Linked DNA regions of Homo sapiens: region 2 is linked to region 1. Evidence: chromatin contacts called from ENCODE Hi-C data. All regions are on one chromosome and are shown on one strand. Each heading gives the region's core, a stretch centred on a gene start or an enhancer-like site at or near the end of the contact. The rest is flanking DNA. Distances are from core to core; before and after follow the strand shown. Region 1 holds the start of TMEM245 (transmembrane protein 245). Region 2 overlaps TNFSF8 (TNF superfamily member 8).

Region 1 (4,672 bases), core at 123-2,622:
CTTGTTAATTGGAATCTGCAAGTGGTGAGCGACTAAACCTGCGTTTTGGTTATAAAACTCCAAAGGCCATCTGAAATACTGAGACCTAAAACTTACAATCGAGATGGATAGGGAATTACTTTTTCCTTTACTTCCTTTACTAAATCCCTTTGTCTCCAAATCTATCAAGCAATAGTTTCTTTATCTGCAAACTGTGGATTATGTTACCTGTCTTGTCTGCTTTAGAAGGGAAACAAAAATTATGTAGAAATTAATAGGAATACTATTGAAACAGGAAAGGGACAACTTGCAAGGTTTGAAGCAATCACATGTTGAGTACTCAGTCAAGGCTTTCTTTTTTTTTTTAAATCAAAATGTTGATTGGGATATTTTATGGGTAGCAGGCTTGGATCCCAGCACTTTTCCAATAGGGGAACAGAAGCACCTTGTACCGCCCCAGAGTTTCCCTTCCCCCACACAATAACCCTAAAGCAAAAGCTATTATTATTATCATCGCCATGTGACAGAGGAAAACTTGAGATTGGGGGCTTAACTGACATTACATCAAGTCTCAAAAAGAAACAGTGGCAGTTTGAGACTTTGATCTACGACTCTTTTAAGAGTTTAGATTGCGTCCACAGCGAAACCTGCACAAACAGTTGTCAACAGCGGCTGCAAATTACAGGCTTATGAGGAACGTTTGAAAAATGCCAAGAGTTCTTTCCTCAGGCCAAATACTATGGTAGATAAAAGTATAGCCTTTGGAGCCAGAATCCCTGAGTTTGAATCTTGCCTGTGCCACTTGGTAGCTGTGTGACTCTGGCTGCGTACTTAACGGCTCTGTCTCAGTTTTTCTGTTGGTAAAATGAGGATAATAACACCTTCTTTGTAGGGTTGTTCTAAGGATTAAATGAGTTAATAGGAGTGAGCCACTTAGAATAGGGCCTGTTATATGGTAATCTCTATTTAAAATCCTGTCAGATACACCAAAGAAAACACTTTAAAAATATCTGTTAAATAAATCAGTAAAACAGAATCGGGGCATTGGTTCTTTAAAAGTACTCCCCCACGGTATTCTAGTATGCAGCTTGGGTTTTAATATCTGAATGTGGCGCCTTTTGGGATCTCGCCTCGCGAGAAATTGACATTAACGAATGAGTGAAAGGAGCTTCCCCCCCCCCCCCCCTCCAGGAAGATATAGACCCTGCAAACTTGTTAGCAGGACCTTGCGGACACCAAGGAGGCGGAGGCGTTTTCCCCATTTCCCCTTCGGGAGTTGTAGTTTCCTGCAAGCGCTTGGTGGGTCTGTAAACCAGCGGGGAACTACAACTCCCACAATCTCGCGCGCCTCCCGCCCTGCCTCCCGCCCGCGTTTCTAGCCCGACTCCCATTACCGCCCCTCGGGGGCGGCTGTGGCGGAGGAACGATGGCCGACGGCGGCGGCCCTAAGGACGCGCCAAGCCTGCGGAGCTCTCCCGGGCCGGCGCCGCGGGTCCCGCGCGCGGTCGGGCCGAGTGGCGGTGGCGGGGAGACCCCGCGGACCGCGGCGCTGGCGCTGCGCTTCGACAAGCCCATTAAGCAGGCCTTCTACAACACCGGGGCCGTGCTGTTCGTGTGCCTGTGCTGCGGCGCCGCGGTGCTGGTCTACTTCATCCTGGAGGCCTTCCTGCGGCCGCTGCTCTGGGCCGTGCTATGCGGCACTTTTCTGCACCCCTTCAAGAGCTCGCTGACGCGCCTGGGCCGCCACTGGCTGCAGCGCCTGCACCGCGCGCACACGCCCATCGTCCTGGCCGCGCTGCTCCTGCCGCTCTGCTTCGTCGACTACGGCGTCGAGGCCCTGGGCGAGCAGGCGCTGCGCCGCCGCCGCCTGCTCCTGCTGCTCGGCGCCGGCGGCCCGCTCCTGTACGGCCTCTACTGCCTCGGCAGCTACTTGGGCGTGCAGGTGCTGCTGGTGCACGCTGCCACGCTCATCTGCCGCGGGCTGGACTACTTCAGCAGCCTGTGGGTGAGTGAGCGGCAGTCCGCCCCCGTCCCCCGCCCGTGGTCCCGGCGCTCTGGGGTGCAATCCTGCAGCTGTTCCTCCCGGTGCAGGGGCGACGAGGGGCCACACCTGTGCTGCAGTGACCGTCCGTCTCCGCTTTCCTTCTCACACCTCAGGAATTTGGCGGACATTCTTCCAAAAAGGGGGCGGGCGTGATTTGAAACAGCCTCCCTGCTTTTCGCCTTGTTTCAATCCTAATAGGCCCTCTTAGGGGGACAGTGCCCTGGATTGAGAATCGTTATTTCGCTTTGCAGAGAGAGGCCTCAGAGCATGGCAGTGGGGCTTGGTTTTACTTCTGGTTGGAGAGGGCGGGGGTGCTTCGGCCACCCTCAGTTCTGCGCATCTGAATGTCAGAGCTGGAAGGGACCTTAGAGATTCTAGGCCAACTTGCCATCCTGCAGATAGGAAAGGTGACCTCTTACCAGGCTAGGGCTACTTAGGGACAAAGAGGGGTTTGGGTGTCTTAGATTTCTTACAAGTCCTAAAACAAAGCTTGCTTCACTGGCTGGTGCTGCCTCTCAGTTCAGGTGATTCCTGTATAATTTGTGCAAGGCACTGGGTGCTGAGCTGCCTGTGCTTCTTCCTCTCCACGCTTTACTTTTAGGTAACTGCTTTTGTTGTGCAGGGACTGGTGTACCACAGCACACCTCCTCCCGCCTGGAGTAAAGCAGCTGACCGCGTGAAGGGGAGAGACGTAGATTTGTGATGCTTGGATTAACCTGAGCTTACTCTTACAAAACCAGGGAGCTTTAGAATTGGAAAGATTTCAAAGGTAATCTAGTGACACAATTCCTAACTCAGACTATATTGTGGACTAGTTAATTATCCACATATTTAACTGGAGACTGTTAAAAACAAGTGGAGATTTAGTGCGTAAGAATGCCAATTGATTCATAAACAGTACCATTTACAAATTGATTCACTTCTTTTGTCAGTGAAATAAAGTTCAGTGTACCTTGACGTCATTAAGTTGGAAAATATTAATTCCCCTTATCTGTCTAGCGGTGTTTTGGCTTGCCTGAGGTTATTGGCAGAGTGATGAATGACCCAAAACACCCTTCTTCTCTTGTTCCCTCAATACCACCTCTTGGTTCATGTTTAAAGTTGATCGAGCATATGTTAGGTGTTGGGCTTTGTGAGAGGTTTAAAAAAGGACTAAGATACAGGTCCCGTCTTCACGGTACATATAATCCTATATGAACATATTCTAATGGAGATGACAGACATACAGATAAATGTTCATGACTCATCCGTTGTGGGCCACAGGCCCAGAGAATGTGATTGGTCCAAAGTCACACAGCTCATGAGCAAATCTGTGGTTCACTTTTATGGAGGCCCAGTTCAGCGCTCTTTATCCTTTATCTTGCAGTTTCACAATTCAGTTAAGTGGATCGAATGCTTCTTAGCTAGAAGGCAGAACACTATGTTCTAAGAAAAATAAGCTTGGTTATTTTCCTGAAGAAATTCAGTTTTGTCAAAGACACATTTATAGATTCTGCTAACATTTTTGACTGTTGATACTGCTCAAGGAGCATATCCATCAAACTATAGGAAAGTAGAAAAGAAAGGCCTGCCACATGTAAATAGTATATTTTCATGCTAGAGTAAGAAGTTGAATACCTAAGTAATTTGGCATGATTATGAGGCATTTCTACCAGTCTCTCTCAGATACTCAGTGGAAAGAGTTGAGCACTTGTAAAGAAACATCCACAGCTCGGCGTATACCTTTGAGTATCTTTTTACTGAAGATAAACCCTCATCTTTGTATTTCATTTGTGGGTTGTGGATGAGTGGAAGAGAAGTAGGGGCCAACACTGATTAGACCTGGGAGTGGGAGAAAGAAGGTCAAACTAATTAATGATTTTTTAAAAGCTTGAAATTGGCCGGGCGCGGTGGCTCACGCCTGTAATCCCAGCACTTTGGGAGGTCGAGGCGGGTGGATCACCTGAGGTTAGGAGTTCAAGACCAGCCTGGCCAACATGGTGAAACCCCGTCTCTACCAAAAATACAAAAAAAAAAAAATTAGCTGGGTGTGGTGGTGGGCACCTGTAATCCCAACTATTTGGGAGGCTGAGGCAGAAGAATCACTTGAACCCGGGAGGCAGAGGTTGGAGTGAGCCAAGATTGCACCACTGCACTCCATTCTGGGTGACAAGCGTGAAATTCCGTCTCAAAAAAAAACCAAAAAAACCTTGAAATTCAGCTGTTTGGCTCAAGTGTTGGGAGCAAGGAAAAAGAGAGAGGGTTAAAAAAAAACAAACTCAACATAAAAGTATGAGTTAAGTATTTGTGAGTAGGGAGTGGTAGAAGGGCTAAATTTGAAAGAACCTTCAGGTCAATCTGAGTTTAAGAAAAACAAGGCATGGAATTGCATTCTGCTCAAGCAGCACTTAAGGATGGATGGTTGGATGGGGGTGAGGTGTACTTGAGAAGACAAGGAGTCCTTGCTCTTATCCAAAAGTGCTGATTAAGGCCAGGTGGGGTTGCCCACGCCTGTAGTCCCAGCACTTTGGGAGGCCCACACAGGTGAATCACTTGAGGCCAGGAGTTCGAGATCAGCCTGGCCAACATGGTAAAACCCCGTCTCTACTAAAAATACAAAAAATTAGCCAGGCATGGTGGCGCACACCTGTGGTCCCAGCTACTCGGGAG
Region 2 (4,672 bases), core at 1,252-3,751, 5.8 Mb before region 1:
GTGAGTGGTTTCTAATCTCAGTCTCTGTCAAGCAATGCTAAGAAAGCCAACACCTAAAGACACAAGGGGTACATCATTTAAATGAATAATGTAACCAAACAAACAAAAAAAGAGAATAATCATTAATAACTCAACTGATAGATATGTAGGGAGTAGGCAACCCAGGAAGTTTAAAACTAAATTCTGTTACTCTTGAGGGTTAACCAGCCCCTGGGAATGTTATGAGCAAATGATACTCCATGAGTAAAATGATATCTATGCAAGTAAAATAAATAATTTATCTAACTGGGAACTCAGGCTACCTAAAACATATGCCTCTTTGGTAAAAACTCAACTTGAGCTCCTTCCCTTGCTCCTACCCTCTGAACCCCACCTCCCCACCACACACACACACACACACACTCAGTGTACTTGCAGAACTTGTAGAGGAAGATGGTAAGTGAGCTCACAAAAACATAACAAGTCAATGTAGAGTCATCCAAACTGGAGTGGAGTGGTGCTATCTTGGCTCACTGCAGCCTCCCCTTCCTGGGTTCAAGTGATCCTCCTACCTCAGCCTCCTGAGTAGCTGGGACTACAGGCACGCACCACCACACCCAGCTGATTTTTGCGTTTTTAGTAGAGACGGGATTTCACCATGTTGGCCAGGCTGATCTCGAACTCCTGACCTCAAGCAATCTGCCCACCATGGCCTCTCAAAGAGCTAGGATTACAGGCGTGAGCAACCACACCTGGCCTCTAACCCTTTTCTGAATCATATATTGACCATGTACTGAGTCTATAGAGGATAGAGACCACCTGTGTCTCACATTCAAATCACCATCCCAGAGTGACCGGGGCGAGAGCAGGGAAGAGCAGAGGAAACCTCCAAATGTGGGGACTGTCCAAAGTAAGGTTGGAAAGACGTGACCTGAGGAATTGCAGAAAGGCTATAGGAGGCCCTATCAAGGCTGGTGGGAAATAATGGAGATTGGAATATGAGACTGGGCTCAAATGCCAGCTCTCTCACTAACCACACTCGAGGACTTCGCAAGTGTCTGCTCCCTGCTGGGCTTCCAACCAATGGGACTTCCATCAAGCCTGGCAGATCTCTCAGGAGTGTTCTAGAGATGATACAGGCTGACTTCTCCATCCTCTTAATTTAAGGGTTTGTCCCTTCCATCCCAGAATAAGTGGTATTCCTGGAATTGTGGGAGGCTCCCTTGTCTGACAGATTCTGCCAGCTTCCCTCAGCACTTCCTCCTTTTAGTTCTTGTCCACATCAAAACCTCTTAGGGCACTAGGCTATTCTCTGAGCCATCCTTTATGTGACTGGAGATTCTGAGAAGGAATTAGATAGTAGAGTTATTGTAGAGTAACTACTATATATTTAATTGTTTGAATATACCATAGTTTGTCCATTCTTCTATGCAAGAACATTTAATTTGCTTTTAGGTTTTTGCTGTTACACACAAAGCTACAATAAGCACATCTTCTTCTTGCACACCTCCCACCCCTAGTTGCCATTTTTCTATACAGCAAAAATACTCTTGGAAAATTATAAATGGTGTCACAAAGACACTGAGTTAACCATGGCTAGCGAGGGTTTAGACACCTCTGTGATCAGAGCTCATGACCTGGAGCTTAGTCTCTGGAATCTGAATGGCTCCTTCCATACTTTCTAAGTACTTCTCTGCTCTGTACATTCATTCAACACACATATCCCAAGTGCCAGTGAGTGCCAGGTCAGTTTACAATCCAACATGGTATGTGCTACAGCTCTGCCAAGCCACTGCGAAATCAGCCCTCATTAGCATAGGTTTGAAACATGCCTTTCAATGCACTCTGGGGCTTCCCTGGATCTAGCTCTCTTCCTGGAGAGTAAACAAACACCAGAAAGCATGAAGGACAAGCACAGCTCCAGAAGATTTCTCCCCCAAGATCAAATGTCTGTATTCCTCATGGGCTCTTCTCACAATTCTCCCCTGAAACTCTGCGATGGAAGATTGTCACTCAATGTATAGTATAATGACTTTCCAGGTTTTTTTTCTACCATGACCCAGAAGAAGAAAGGTCATGTTGCCAACGAGGACTAAGAAAAAAAAAAAAAAATAATAACTTACTGTGAAGACCTGAATTGATTTTATGATGCTCTCTTAAGTCACAACCCACATTTCCAAAATACTATTCTAGTGTGCCTTCTCCTGCTCCACATGTTGGAATGCTAAAAATATACTTTCCTTATTCTTTTGCAGCTCAGGCTCTAGTATTATTTAGTCTGAAATGGACAGAATTTTGGAATGTTTGTCCATCCAGCTAGCAAGGACAGCTGTGGAGGTGTTTGGTTTTTCTGCAGCTTCGTTTGCAGAGGTTTTCATGTTCAAATACGAGCTTAGTAGTTGGGGTGAGCCTAGGTGGTGGGGGAGAAGCATCCGTTCTGCTGATGTAGTCTGTTGCAGATGTGCACTGGTTCTGGAGCCCGGCAGCAGTAGCGGCTTCCTGATTGTAGTGGTTTCCTGTTCGCGGCAGCAGTTTTGTGGTTCTAGAGGGGCAGGCTTCCTGATTGCAAGATTATTGAAGAGACAGCAGCTACTATAGCAGCCCAGTTCCTAGGAGTCGCATTATAGGTTTCTCCTGAAAGCTCAATCTCGATTCTGTTTCCTCAGACCTCCTGACAATTCTACAAGCCATTTAACACCCTGTGATAAACCCCTTCCTGCCAAACAAGCTAACGCGAAGTCTGTTCTCTGCAACTGATTCCTCATGAATATAATAACAACATGTACAAACTGACCTCACCATTATGTACAAACCAACCCCACCATACTCATCCTGAACTTAACACTATTCCTACATTCCAAATCTCAAGGACTATCTCAGTCTCTGAATATCCTTCTTCTCACTTCCTACTCAATTAACACCCAACTAATTCCTCCAGTTTCCTAGTTCCAGCCACCACTCTCAATACCTCCTAACTCACAGCACTGCCTCCAGTCTTACTCCTTATAAATCCCATCTCCAGACAGCAATAGCATCTCCCGATTGTTCTTGGAATTGATAGTGATAATAACCATTTATCAAGCTCTTACATGTTATGACTTTTCCTGCACTCACTTATTTAATCTTCAAAGCAATCCAACGAAATAGGCATCATTGAGCCAGGCACGGTGGCTCAGGCCTGTAATCCCAGCACTTTGGGAGGTCGAGGCGGGCGGATCATGAGATCAGGAGTTCGAGACCAGTCTGGCCAACATAGTGAAACCTTGTCTCTACTAAAAATACAAAAAATTAGCTGGGCATGGTGGTGTGCGCCTGTAATCACAGCTACTTGGGAGGCTGAGGCAGGAGAATTGTGTGAACCCAGGAGGCAGAGGTTGCAGTGAGCTGAGATCATGTCACTGCACTCCAGCCTGGGCAACAGAACAAGACTCTTCCTCAAAAAAAAAAAAAATAGGCATCATTATCCCCATTCTTTATATAAGGACATTGAGAGTCTGCGATGTTGAGGAGCATGGCCAATGTCACAGTCAATGGACGGTAGAGTTGGGATTTAAGACCAAGTTTGCCTAACTCCACATTCCACGCTCCAGTCACTATGAACATAGCCTTCCTAAACTCTAAGCTCTTTCCACCAGGTCTCTCCCTATCTATCTCCTGAATGTCTCTCTAGTTTTGTGCTCAGCCCCACCTCCTTGTGCTCTATGATCAAATCACATTGCACTCCTTCCAGTTCCTCCAATCTTCCATGCTCTGCCTAGCCACCAGAAGCTTGCAGATAATTTTCCTTCTGCCTAGGATACTCCTGTCACACTCTTTTGCCTGATTAACTCCTATCATTGTTCTGATTTCCATTTCAATGTCACCTCCTCAGAGAAGTCTTCCTGACTCTGCTGGCTTCACTTAATGCCTTGCTGTCACCTTCCATGCTTCCCCATCGTTAATTGCATGACACTTTACCCTTCACCCCTGGTTCTCTCTATCATTCCTCTCCAACATTCAAATTCCCAGAAGGCAGGAACCCTACCAATCTTATTTAGCACTGGGTAATCACAGCCCAGCCCAATTCCTAGGACATAGTAGATGGCCATTCAATACATATTTCTTAAATGAATAATCAAAGAAAACCACTTTAAACATAAGTCCGTTTTAAGGAAAAGATATCAAGCCATACCAAAACAAAAGAAAAAAAAAAACAGTTCTTTTCAAAATATGGAAATGTTCATTGAAAGCCTCTATTTTTCTTAGAAATAATTTTCAGGCCGGGGACAGTGGCTTATGCCTGTAATGCCAGCACTTTGGGAGGGCAAGGTGGGTGGATCACTTGAGGTCAGGGGTTCGAGACCAGCCTGACCAACATGGAGAAACCCCGTCTCTACTAAAAATCAAAATTAGCCAGGCGTGGTGGCACATGCCTGTAATCCCAGCTACTCGGGAGGCTGAGGCAGGAGAATCGCTTGAACCCAGGAGAAGGAGGTTGCAGTGAGCCGAGATTGCACCACTGCAACTCCAGCCTGGGCAACAAGAGTGAAACTCAATCTCAAAAAAAAAGAAAGAAAAAAAGAATTTTCAGGGCTCAGGAGATAAGAATGCCTATTAGAGAAAGGTGAAATTTTTAGAAAGCAGAATCTACCTGTGCCATCTGAGAACATGGAAGGAAAAAAAAATAAATCTTTGCTTACTTTATTGAACCCCT

What was found. Hi-C counts contacts between places; a loop is a spot of excess contacts on that map. Pooled maps may share reads with other maps.
Region 2: a pooled map shows a loop between it and region 1 (2.9-fold over the local background). The contact joins the enhancer-like site here to the promoter of TMEM245 in region 1. A Hi-C loop is called at or near these places in 2 of 50 pooled maps.

Annotation. Positions count from the first base shown.
Region 1 is chr9:109,116,647-109,121,318 of GRCh38, reverse strand. TMEM245 (transmembrane protein 245) reads left to right here and starts at 1,372. Exons shown (of 18, transcript NM_032012.4): 1 at 1,372-1,984. The coding sequence starts at 1,406. RefSeq lists silencers at 1,223-1,272, 1,413-1,582, 1,933-2,042 and an enhancer at 1,693-1,742.
Region 2 is chr9:114,896,765-114,901,436 of GRCh38, reverse strand. It overlaps TNFSF8 (TNF superfamily member 8), which reads left to right. Exons shown (of 4, transcript NM_001244.4): 4 at 1-292. Among named protein-coding and RNA genes, the nearest start is that of TNFSF8, 31 kb to the left of the region's middle. Within about 2 kb of position 2,501, at least 9 of the 41 ENCODE cell types and tissues checked have a DNase peak (open chromatin) inside an H3K27ac peak, as active enhancers do.